Regions from separate parts of the Homo sapiens genome. Here region 2 is linked to region 1. The links are chromatin contacts, found by Hi-C or POLR2A ChIA-PET in ENCODE. All regions are on one chromosome and are shown on one strand. Each heading gives the region's core, a stretch centred on a gene start or an enhancer-like site at or near the end of the contact. The rest is flanking DNA. Distances are from core to core; before and after follow the strand shown. Region 1 has its middle 82 kb from the start of LINC00954. Region 2 has its middle 50 kb from the start of LINC00954.

The links. Hi-C counts contacts between places; a loop is a spot of excess contacts on that map. ChIA-PET counts read pairs that join two places held with the same protein, here RNA polymerase II (POLR2A). Pooled maps may share reads with other maps.
Region 2: a loop to region 1 is called in a map of PC-9, with 9 times the contacts of the local background. The contact joins two enhancer-like sites. A Hi-C loop is called at or near these places in 3 of 168 maps with a recorded cell type or tissue (PC-9, endothelial cell of umbilical vein and posterior vena cava) and 2 of 50 pooled maps. POLR2A ChIA-PET finds 5 or more read pairs at or near these places in 3 of 52 experiments (MCF 10A, Panc1 and T-cell).

The regions. Positions count from the first base shown.
Region 1 is chr2:19,783,564-19,789,551 of GRCh38, forward strand. No RefSeq gene overlaps it. Among named protein-coding and RNA genes, the nearest start is that of LINC00954, 82 kb to the right of the region's middle. RefSeq lists an enhancer at 2,583-3,782. Within about 2 kb of position 3,053, at least 8 of the 41 ENCODE cell types and tissues checked have a DNase peak (open chromatin) inside an H3K27ac peak, as active enhancers do; they include PC-9, where a contact is called at or near this core.
Region 2 is chr2:19,816,059-19,822,046 of GRCh38, forward strand. No RefSeq gene overlaps it. Among named protein-coding and RNA genes, the nearest start is that of LINC00954, 50 kb to the right of the region's middle. Within about 2 kb of position 3,438, at least 4 of the 41 ENCODE cell types and tissues checked have a DNase peak (open chromatin) inside an H3K27ac peak, as active enhancers do; they include PC-9, where a contact is called at or near this core.

The DNA.
Region 1 (5,988 bases), core at 1,803-4,302:
ATTCTGCAGATGTTTGGAGTCAGATCACTGTCTTTGGAAGGCAGTGTTTGGAGGAAGAGCACTTGCCAAAAGACCTGGCTCTACTGCTGCAACGGGGAAGTCAGGCGCCTGCAAAGGGCTTGGTCAGGACAACAGCAGCTCACCTCCCTGGCATGGACTCCTAACAGGCCCCTCAGTATCAGTCAGATACAGCCCCAGCCATTTGCCTTCCCTGCCCCCACTGCCCCCACACCTTCCCTTGTCCCCATCACTACCCTGCCTGCTGAGAATGCTCACTCAAAATCCACCCCCACTGCAGGAAGCCTTCCCTGACCACTACCCTTCAAACACACACACACACACACACACACCATACACACATTATAAACACATACCACACACACACAACCCACACTACACATACCACACACACATATGGTATGTGGGGCCAGGGGCAAAATGATATGGTTCGGCTCTGTGTCCCCACCCAAATCTCATCTTGAATTGTACTCCCATAATTCCAACGTGTTGTGGGAGGGACCCAGTGGGAGATAATTTGAGTCATGGGGGCAGTACAAACACATACCACACACACACCCCACACTACAAACACATACCACACATACACCCCACACTACAAATACACAACACACACACATCCCACACTACAAATACATACCACACACACACCCCATACACACACTACAAACACATACCACACACATACAACCCACACTACAAACACATACCACACACATACCCCATACACACAACACACACACTATACACATATACACACCACAGTCACATACCACACACGTTACATATACATACTACACACACTGTAAACACCATACACACATAACATGCCACACACATGCTACCCTACACACGCACACACATCCCTCCCACCAACCAGGCAACAGTGGCTTTCTTTTTCACAAAATCTGACTGCGTTGACTGCAGCTCTTCATGCAAAGCAACCAGAATAGTACCTGGCAAGTGTGGCCTTCTCCTTCCCCACCTGGGCCCTGAACATACCTGGTCTGTAGCCAGGGTTGCCCTACCTCTCCACAGAGCAAGAACCTGAAGGGTTTAGGTGGAGAGTGAGTCGACAGCCACATTCAGGTAACTGGGAAGATACCCAGGAGCGGGCTGGCCACACTCGGGGATGGTTTGAGGGTGATATGCAGATGACGCCACTCACCCCTGCAATGCTGCTTCACTCTTCAGAACCAGCACAGCCCAAACTGCTCAACAGTGTTTCATCCAAGCAAATGAGAGGCAGATTCCTTAATAAAGAAACAAAACAAAAGAGACCCACGCACTGAGAGTAGGAGGCTGGTTCTGACCTGACTCTGCCATGAACTCCCCGAATGACCTTGGACCAATCACTTGAGCTGCCCAGACCTCAGTTTACACTATATGTAAAAGAGGAATCGTTTTTCCCGGGGCCCTCTCACAGGATGGCTGTGATTACCCATGGAACAAGCAACAACTAAGGGCTTGCAAAGTTAAAGTGCCAGACAAAAAAGTCTCCCTGGTAGAGGTTGCAACTTCCTCAACCCCTGAGAGGTGACAAGGTAGATATCAGCAATTGGACTTACCTCCCAATCTAAGTCCAGGCATATGGCTTCCCCAATGCCATAAAGGGAAAGACAGGAAATTACTTTTTCCCTGAGGGTGCTGAACTAGGCAGATAGCCAGCCTATTGTTATTCAATGTCAGAGTCAAAAATCCTGAGAGACCTCGATACCCCTCACAACAGTGTCAAAACTGGAACAATCTTAACACACACACACACACACACACACACACACACACACAAAACTTTCACTTTCATCATCCCCGGGCATCCCACTCAGGGCATAAAGCACGCCTGGGAACAAGAATCACAGGTTTCCTACCTCGCTGGAGACTTCACAATGACCCAGGGCCCCTAAGAGTTCCAAATATAGTCCAGGCTCCCAGAGCCAAGGCAGTGACTGGCCAGAGCCTCCCCATTTAGGGGTACTGACCTGAGTGCCATCTACCCGTCAAAGTGCTTGAGCCACAACAACAACCCCTGAACGTGAGGCTGATTAAAGAGGGTTACGTGAACTGCCGAATTAAGCCGTCCAAAATTGGATAAAGTGATTGTGAAATCTGTTTTGAGTCAACCTATACATGTCTCATTGCAGGAAAATGTCTCGGTAAGAGTTCATGGAGAAAAAGTCTGGCAACTCATTGTTGGCTGACCTTCCTGGGCTCCTAATATTCAGTTCCCCAAAAGGCATCTTAGCCATGTAATTTCCAATATGGGAACAATTTGAGTTGCAATTAGGCAAATCTCAGAAGGTTCTGCCACTGATTTGTTCATTCTCTCAATATTATTCTATAGGACACACTAAAATACTGCACCAGGTTCACGCAGAGGACAATTAGGACTGCTGCATGTCAGGTTACAGAGGCTGGGTAAACACATCCATGTCGCCATTCAGGAATGGTGTCGTTAGGCCTGCAGAGCTGGGCACAGGGCCCTCTGCCCCAAAGGACACCTACTAATGGCTCTGTGGGGGACAGAGGCTGTTAGCAACCCAGAGCTTTGGGCTGTGGTGATGGCAGGTCCAGAGCAAGTGGAGAGGGGGTCAGGGTAGCTAGCAGCCGGAATGCAACCCTGGAGATTGTAGATGAAGGAAAGCTAACAGACAACCCCTGGCAGTAACATTAGATTTTGTTAAAAGCTACATCTTTCACTGAGCACCTCCTCTGTGTCAGGCTCAAGCCAGGGCCCAGGGACACTGAGATGAAAAAGACATAGCTCTTGACCTCAAGAAGCCCAGTGGGAGGGCATATCAGCAAGCCCAATTATGATAAAAGATAAATTACAATCAAGATACTATTTTCAAAAGTGCCAAGAAAGCACAGAAAAGGAAGAGTTTGATTCGCCTGCAGTGTAAGAATAAGCTTCCCATCGAAGGGCATATTTGAGCAAGCCTTGATGCATGGCTAAGAGTAGGGCAGGTAGAGAGGAGAGAAATGGCCATTTTAGAGGAGAATGCTTGGTTGGGATGAGTTGGCACTTTCTGAGCCATGAGTGCCTCCCAAGGACTGAGTCATGTTCCTCTTTTTCAGTAAGCAAAAACTGCTAGTCTTCAGTTTATCTCAGGCCTGCCTCCAGGGAGAAGAAACTGTCATTCCAGTCCCCTTTGAGGCATATTTGGGTTTCCCCGGACTCCTGTTATGATTTGCTCTTTGTCCCCAGGTGGCTAGTTTACTCCCAGCGAAGAGGAATGTCTGGATTCTCCTCTAAGCCCTTTGCACAAAGTGCAGAAGCTGTCTCATCCCTTCCTGACCAAGCACATGACTCCGACCAGATTCTGCTAGAATTCAAGCATAGGTGAGGGCAAAGCCAGCCTTGACTGGGGACCTGCAGAGCAAGGCCTGAGTCAGGTTTATCTTTGTTTTTCCTTTGCCCCCACACCTACTCAGGCCCAGCTCTCAGGATCAAGTGTGTGGGTGAGTGAAGAAGCCCAAGTCAATAGCCGGGCAGTGCCTGGATGGTTAAGGGAGCACTCAAATCTCAACCTTGGGATCTGGTTAAGGGGCCGAATCACAAGCAGGAGAGAGGGGAAAAATGGGGCAATTAGTCTCAGGAACGAAAGGCAGAGGTAAGTTGTGTCAGGGCCACGTGTGGAGTGAGATTCAGGGACCATATAGGTCTGGAAGCCAGGAAGGAGAGTGGGTCGCCACCGGGCAAACCCAGCTTCCCAGAGCAAGAGAACCTTAGGAAGCATGCAGGGCGACTGCGGAGGCAGAATCAACAACTCAGCATGGCTCCGCGTGGTGGGCATCCTGCTAAAAACCACCTTCCGATCACAGTGGGAGTCGATTTGCACTTTGTAAACAGAGTTCCCTTCCCTGACACAGGAGTACCCCTTCCTCCATGAATTTCCTTTGGCATCTTCCTGCAGGTGACATGGATAGGCAGCTGCCACTTTCCACCCACGAAGAAACCCTGAGGATGAAAACTACCCAGGAACACTGCATGACAACTGCAGCAGCCCCGCACTCTATCCCTGGGCCTCTTGCTCAACTGAGAAAAATAAGCCCTATTTGTTTAAACCAACTATTCCACTTTTTCTTTTCAAGCAGCCAAATTCACTCCCTGATACACCTGACACTGGGCAGGTACTTGGTAAATGCGCATGGATGCTCCTGAGTCATCAGATAGCAGGAAAGATGCAGATGATCCCTGTGGATGAAATGCCTTGCCTTGGCTTCCAGCTGCGTGATGCTGTTCAAACTTCAAATCAGCCCCACAGACACCCCTTCTCCTCTCTTTCTCCTTCACACACACATCTCCTTTGAGTGCAGAGAGGCTACCGTTCCTGCAACAGAATCTGCCTTCCAATCGCAAGGTCACTCATCAAGGTGCTGCTTAAGCTGGGATTATTTCTTAATGATGTTCTAGGAGGGACAAAGCAGGAGCTCTCACCTATAAGTCCCGGAGCCAGGCCCTTCATGCGTCCCCGTCCCAGTCTCCTCATCTGGTAAATAGGGGTTAAAATTATTCCACAAGTCATAGATGGGGTAAAAAATGCTCCTTTTGGAAGTAAGAGTTTATTTCTGTCATGGTTAGTATTTTCTCATTTGTTTCTGGCTGAATGAAAGGTCTGCTGCTTCTTAATGATACTCCTGGTGCTGGGCATGGTGGCTTATGCCTGTAATCTCAGTACTTTGGGAGGCCGAGGTAGGAGGATCACTTGAGCCCAGGAATTTGAGACCAGCCTGGGCAACATAGCAAGACCCCCCCTCTACAAAAATAAAAATAAAAAAATTAGCTGATGTGGGGGTGCACACCTGTATTCCTAGCTACTCTGGAGGCTGAGGCAGGAGGATCACTTGAGCCCAGGAGTTTGAGATCACAGTGAGCTATGATCCTGCTGCTACACTCCAGCCTAGGTGACAGAGTAAGACCCTGTCTCTAAAAATAAATTTAAAAGAAAATTAAGGATACTCCCAGATCATAAAATTATTCTGCCAAGATGCTTGTGGCTTCGCTTAGGGATACAGCTACCCCAAAGCAGACAGTCGCTTGTCCAGTATCTCCTGAGCCACTACCAACACATAAGCCCAACCCCATCCGGACAGTAACCAGACCTGTGCCTTCCTAACCCAAATACAGGCTCTAAGGGTTGGCTGGGGGTGAGGATAGGAGCCTGAGCCTTCTTGCAGGTCTCACTGCCCAGTGCCCCAGCCCTCCAAGGTCTCCCCTTGACAGGCCTAAAAATGAAAACGCCTAATCCTACACAGGGTACAAGACACATCACAAGCCACGCAGATGTCACTGGCCATTTTAAAAAGCCCATGCTGGACATGGCTGTACCCAGAGAGCCTAAGGACTCCAAGAAATACCACTGGGGACTGATCACATTTGATTCTCTCAGTGACCCACTGACCCTAAGTACAGTGTCCAGTGTCTATACTGGTGCCTAGAGTTGGGCTGTCCTGCCTCCAAGGAGGCCTGCTCAGCGGGTGGGTCAGTATGTAAATAACTGGGCACAGAAAGAGCCTGAAAGTCAGGCCCACCCATGCTGGGGGAAAGGCCCAGAGCAGGGAGAAACACTTTTTCCAGGAAATCAGGAAAGCCATCATGAAGATTTCCCCAGCACGGGTCATTCTGAAGGAGGCAACAGCATGAGCAAGGGTGGGAAGCAGGAAAACAAGCAGCATCAACAAGGAATGGAGGGCTCAGTCCCAGAACACCTGGTGCTGATGGGGAGCAAGGAGAGTGGGGTAGGAAGGCAGGCTGGGGGCCAGGGAGGGCCAGAAGTTGGGCTTTGTCAGGAGGATGTCAGATGACATTGATGCATGGGGGGTATGACAAAGGTGGTCCTTGAGAAGATGGATCTGGTAGAGGATAGAGAGGGAGGGTGAAAGCAGGGAGCAGGGAGAGCTTTGGGGTGGCCCTGGTGGGCTCTGAGCTAGGATGCTGACAGCAGAAACAGATGGGAGAGAGGTCTTACG
Region 2 (5,988 bases), core at 2,188-4,687, 33 kb after region 1:
ATCACTATAATACCTCCCACTTCTTCCTAGATTCAACAGACTGAATGATGAATAAACTGCTCATTTTCCATTATAATTTTTTAATTGAAAGATTAACAATAAAATTAGAAATGTGGTTAAAAATACAAAGCTGTTTTAACATTGCAAACTTAACAGTATGATAAACCTCAGAAAAGCAAAACCAAAAATGAACTGATGTAGCTATCTCCGGCTTTGGTATAGCTGAGACTTTGGGTCTCAGGTCCAGGAAGGGCTTGGCTTTCTAACATCTTAAAGTAGTGCTCTTTGTCACTTGGTCATTTGACTCTGGTTTTTGCTTTAATTTTTTTTCAGTGAAATCCACAAGTGGCTCGTCCATGGTTCTGGGATTTCCAGCAACTTCTTCAGATGCATAAAACTCTTTTGGCCTTTCTTCCACTGAGGCTGTTGTCTTTTTAGAGAAAAGCTTTTTATCTCTGACAATCACTTTCTACTAGTCTCTGGAAAAAGGCCTCTGTTATCTTCTCATAAACCCTAAAAATGGGTCTGTGGGGCCATGACACTCCAGAATGTTCTGTGCTTGTGTACAGCCCAGGAGTTCCCATAAACTAGCAATGACTCCCCCAAGGCACCCTCAGCCATTAATACCTGTATTAGGGTTCTCCAAAGAAACAGAACCAATGGGATGTGTATCTATATAAACATAGAGAGAGGGAGGTATTTATTTTAAGGAATTGGTTCAAGCAGTTGCGGAGGCTTGACAAGTACAAAATCTACAGGGTCTGGCAGCAGCTGGAGATCCCAGGATGAACTGCAGTGTGAGTCCAAAAGTCATCTGCTACAGAATTCCTCCTTGCTTCAAGGTCAGTCTTTGCTCTTAAGACCTTCAACTGATCGGATGAAGCCCATTCACATTATGGAGGGTGGTCTGCTTTACTTCAAGCCTACTGATTTAAACATTAATCTCATCTTTAAAAATACCTTCATGGAAGTATGTAGAATAATGTTTGACCAAATATCTGAGCACCATGGCCAAGTTGGCACCAAAAATTTGCCATCACAATACCTCCTTCAAGAAGCCCTTTCTAGGGAGCAACCCACTGAACAGTTTCAGAACGTAGCCTTCCTCCCACGCAGCATCCCATGCCTTGAGGTTACTATGGTGTTTTACAAACATGTCAATCTCACCTACTTGAATCCGCACACCTCAATGGCAGAATCACTTCCAATTCATCTCTGTAGCCTGCTACCAGCCCAAACCTGACAGAGATGGCTCAGTGTCTGCCGATTGAAAGAACGAATGATCCCTGTAGGAGCTGGGGGAAGCTGATCCTACTTCCTCTCTCTTGAGAGGGTCTTGCTTCTCTCAAAACATCTTTTCAATAGACATTTGAACATGCAAAATAGAGGGGTTTTTTTGTTTTTTCTTTTTTTTTTTTTTTTTTTTTTGAGACGGAGTCTCTTTCTGTCGCCCAGGCTGAATGGAGTGCAGTGGCGCGATCTCAGCTCACTGCAAGCTCCTCCTCCCAGGTTCATGCCATTCTTCTGCTTCAGCCTCCTGAGTAGCTGGGACTATAGGTGCCTGCCACCACGCCTGGCTAATTTTTTGTATTTTTAGTAGAGACGGGGTTTCACCGTGTTAGCCAGGATGGTCTCGATCTCCTGACCTCGTGATCCGCCCTCCTCAGCCTCCCAAAGTGCTGGGATTACAGGCGTGAGCCACAGTGCCAGGCCCAAAATAGAGTTTTAAGGCAACCCAGTGTGGTTTCTTCATGGGGAGACAAGGTACACATGAGACCAGTTAAAGATTATAGCACACAAACCTCACTTAATACCAAGTTGGTACTACAAATAGTACCTTGAGTAACCCACTGTAAGTCTTTCTACTGATCATTTCTAACCAATGAGGGAAACACTTTAGGTATCCTGGATAAAAGCACCTTGAAGTCAGGATCTGAACATTGTAACAGGCCCTCTTGCATCTCACTCTGGACCAGGTTCTGAGCTGGTGTCTTTCTGGATGTCAGATCTGAAAACCCTGCAAACTAAACACATCTGATTCCCAAACCATCTCCTTGCAGTCAGGAATGGCCCATGCAGTGACGCATTCATGGAGGGGCTCCCACAGTTCCCAGCCCTGCCAAATCACTGACATGCTTCCCCAGACACTATGAATGGTGCCAGCAAGTCCCGCTGGAAGCCGAGTCTCCTCATGTCCTGATTCTGTTCTGTCTTCAGACAGACTCAGAGGGGAACATGAGCATGAAACACACAGCAATGTGGCCATCAGCCAGGGACATCAGAGCCCAACCCACTTCTTCTTGGGGTGAAGACAGACCTAGCATTGACAGCAGAGGGAGGTGTGATTTCCCCAGCAAAGTCCAGACTTCCTCACTGGGAGCTTTAGAAACCTCCAGGTGTGAAGGTTACTTAATAGGTGTTGAGTATAGGATCAGGGATCCATGAGGCCAGGAGGGTCAAAGAAGGAAAGGGAGCCTGGGCTAGGGAATGGCCTGAGGGTGAAGGACCTCTCCCCACCACCTTCATTTCTGGACTATTTGATGAAGGAAGGAGCAACCATTGCTCTTCACTGGTGTCGGCGGGAGGGGGGAAATACAGGTCTGGGAGATCTGCCTCTGATTAGCTGAGTGGCTCTCAGCAAGCTCCTTAAAAGTCCTGGTTTGTGTCACAGTGGAGGGGAGGTGATGGAGGACAGGCAGTCCTCGGGTGATTAATGGTGTCTGGGTTTCCACCTCCAGAATTAGTGCTCTAACTCTCTTCTGAGAACTGGATGCAAGAGTCTTTAGCTGGAGAGGTGCTCCCTTTCACTCCCCACCCACACACCCTGCTAAGTGCAGAGCCAGGCACACAGATTTCTCCATCAACAGCTCTTGGATTGATGAAGAAAAGCCTTCTAAAGGGAAAACATTGTTTTTCCTTGATTAGGGTGGGTTAGCAATGAATGAAGTTCCAGGACCCTGAATTCCAAATGGCTTCTCACTTGGGTCAGGTGCTTTCCTTGGTGGTGTTCTGCCTGGGGGGTCTTCTCCTGAGAACAAGGCCTATACCTTCTCCTGTCTTACCCTCTTAGCCAAGAACAGGACCAGACACCAGCTGCGTACTAGGTGAAGCTCCGGGGTGGAGGGGCATACATAGATGAAGGGATGGATAGAGACACTGAATGTGTTTGTGAAAGAGCACCCGGCCTCTGTAGACCCTGCCTTGGCCTGAACTGGATTTCCCTGTTCTAGTCATCACCCAGCCTTTGCTCTGCAGGGAAATATATGGGTGAGCGGAGAGCCACACATACTTCCCCAGTGAGCTTCAGCTCGCCCCCTCACCATCAATCTCCAGGAGGCTGGCTCCCCAAGTGGCTCATTGTTTCTGGTTTTATCTGAAACAAAAATAGACTCTTGCAAACATTCCAGTCTTGAGGTCATCAGTTCATAGGCCTCATCCAGCCCTGGCTGATGTTCCTCCCTCGAGCTCACTGAGGACACTGTGGCTGCCTAGGCACAGCTGGCTTCATTGCCATTGTGGCTTATTCAACACAGCATGTTCTTCCCTCAGGCCTTTTAGATGGTCCTTGGATATGAAGCTGTTCACAGACAGCAATGCCAAGCACTCAGACACCTTAAATAGCTGCCAAGACACAGACCTCCAGGGCCAATCATGTCCCTTTTGGGGAATGACTCAGTTACCACTCATGAGAGCCATCATGACTTCTCAGGGCCCCCAGGGCATACTGCATGGACAGGGCTTTCTTCCCATAATTCATTCCATGCTATGGGTGTTTGTCTATGTATCTTGCCCTGTCATTGGAGGGGAAGCTTCTGGTGGGTAGGAGCCAGGTCTGATTCAGCCCCAGGACCTTGCCAGGGAATATAACCAAATTCCTTCCTAGACAATTTTGTTAAAAGAGGCCGCATCAGGAAATATTTATTTATTTATTTATTTATTTATTTATTCATTCATTCATTCATTCATTCATTCACTCATTTACGGAAGGATAGACTAAAAGACACCCACTCATGCTATAGATTCTGGAATGTTCATGTTAAATTCGGCCAGGTCGTCAAAGCTGTTTGTCCAGCCTGTATCCTTTGACCACCACCTCCCATTCTTTTTTCCTGACTTGGATATTGTCACTGTGGCCCCTGCTTGCACTGGGAACTGGTGTGAGAAAGAGCCATTGGGAGACACTCCGATTGAGTTTTGGAAGGAAAGCCATCCAGTTCTTGACACATTGCCCCACTGTTGTCTAAGATTTTTCCTAAGAATCTGGTTTGTTATTATCCTATGGGTGCTGCTACTGCTCAGATTTCCCTATTTGCCTTTGCTGCTAAGAAGTTTATAGACTAATTGGTGGCCCATCGCTGGGAATGCATACACAGGATTGCAGTTTGAGGATTAATCTTACCTCCAACATTTTTATTTTCATACCCCTATTTTCCCTTTGCCCAACCCCCTATATTTTATTGTATCTTGCTGTTTATAAACTGCCCCAGGTTTGAGACCAGTTGAGGTCTAAATTTATTAATTAATAGATTAACTTATTTTAAAGTGTTATGAGGCCGGGCACGATTGCCTGTAACCCCAGCACTTTGAGAGGCCAAGGCAGGCAGATGGTTTGAGCTCAAGAGTTCAAGACCAGCCTGGGCAATGTGACAAAACCCTGTTTCTACAAAAAAATTAGCTGGGTTAGCTAGTTGTGGTGGCACACTCCTGTAGTTCCAGCTACTCAGGAGGCTGAGGCAGGAGAACTGCTTGTGCCCAGAAGGCAGAGGTTATAGTGAGACAAGATAGCGCCGAGATAGCGCCTTTGCACTCCAGCCTGGCCAACAAAAGTGAAATCCTGTCTCAAAAAAAAAAATTTTTTTTTAATTTTTTAAGTTTTATCAATGAGGGTAGGTGAAGTTTTGCTACATAATAAATAATCCCAATATCTCAGTGGTTTAACAACACGAAGATCAATGTGTGAATTTATTTACAACACTCCCTTATTTATTTCTAATGCAGCATTGCTAGGAGCTATGCTCCAGGCCATCACCATTAGAGGTTGCAACCTGACATAAACTTCTATTTGACATATGCTTCCATGATCACTGCAGCAGAAAGGGGAGGGTAAGCATGCATTGGCTCTTAAAGATGCCACACATTACTTCTGCTCACCTTTCACTGGTCCAAGTATGTCATATGGCCATAACTGATTACAAGCAGAGCAGAGAAGTACAAAACTACCATCCACCTGAAAGGTGGAACACCAGAATATTCATGAATTCTGTTCATGGCAAACACAATGCAAGCACAACCATATAATATACCATTCAAATTGGGACACTTTTGAGAGTGGAAGGAGGATCTAACAGTAAGAAAAACTAAATAATTTTCTTAAGATTTATGTGTTGCCTTGCAAATTGATTATTTTATTGATAGACCATAAAATTATTCTATTCAAAAACTAATTTCAAAAATAAAATTTCTGGCCAGGTGCAGTGGCTCACGCCTGTAATCCCAGCACTTTGGGAGGCCGAGGAGGGCGGATCACTTGAGGTCAGGAGTTCAAGACCAGCCTGGCCAACATGGTGAAACTCTGTCTCTACTAAAAATACAAAAATTAGCGGGGCATGGTGGCGGGCGCCTGTAATCCCTGCTACTCAGGAAGCTGAGGCAGAAGAATGGCTTGAACCCCGGCAGGTGGAGATTGCAGTGAGCTGAGATCGCGCCATTGTACTCCAGCCTGGGTGACACAGCGAGACTCCATCTCAAAAAAAAAAAAAGTAAATAAAATTTCTTCTAAAACTATAATATAGACTTGTGTACATCAAGTCAAAAAAATATGTTGTAAAGATGTCAACAATAGATACTGGGGACTACTAGAGGTGGGAGCAAGGGAGGGGGCAAAGGTTGAAAAACTGTTGGGCTCTCTGCTCAGCATGTGGGTGGCTGGATCATTCACACCCCAAACCTCAGCATGACTCAATATACCCAGGTAACAAACCTGCACAC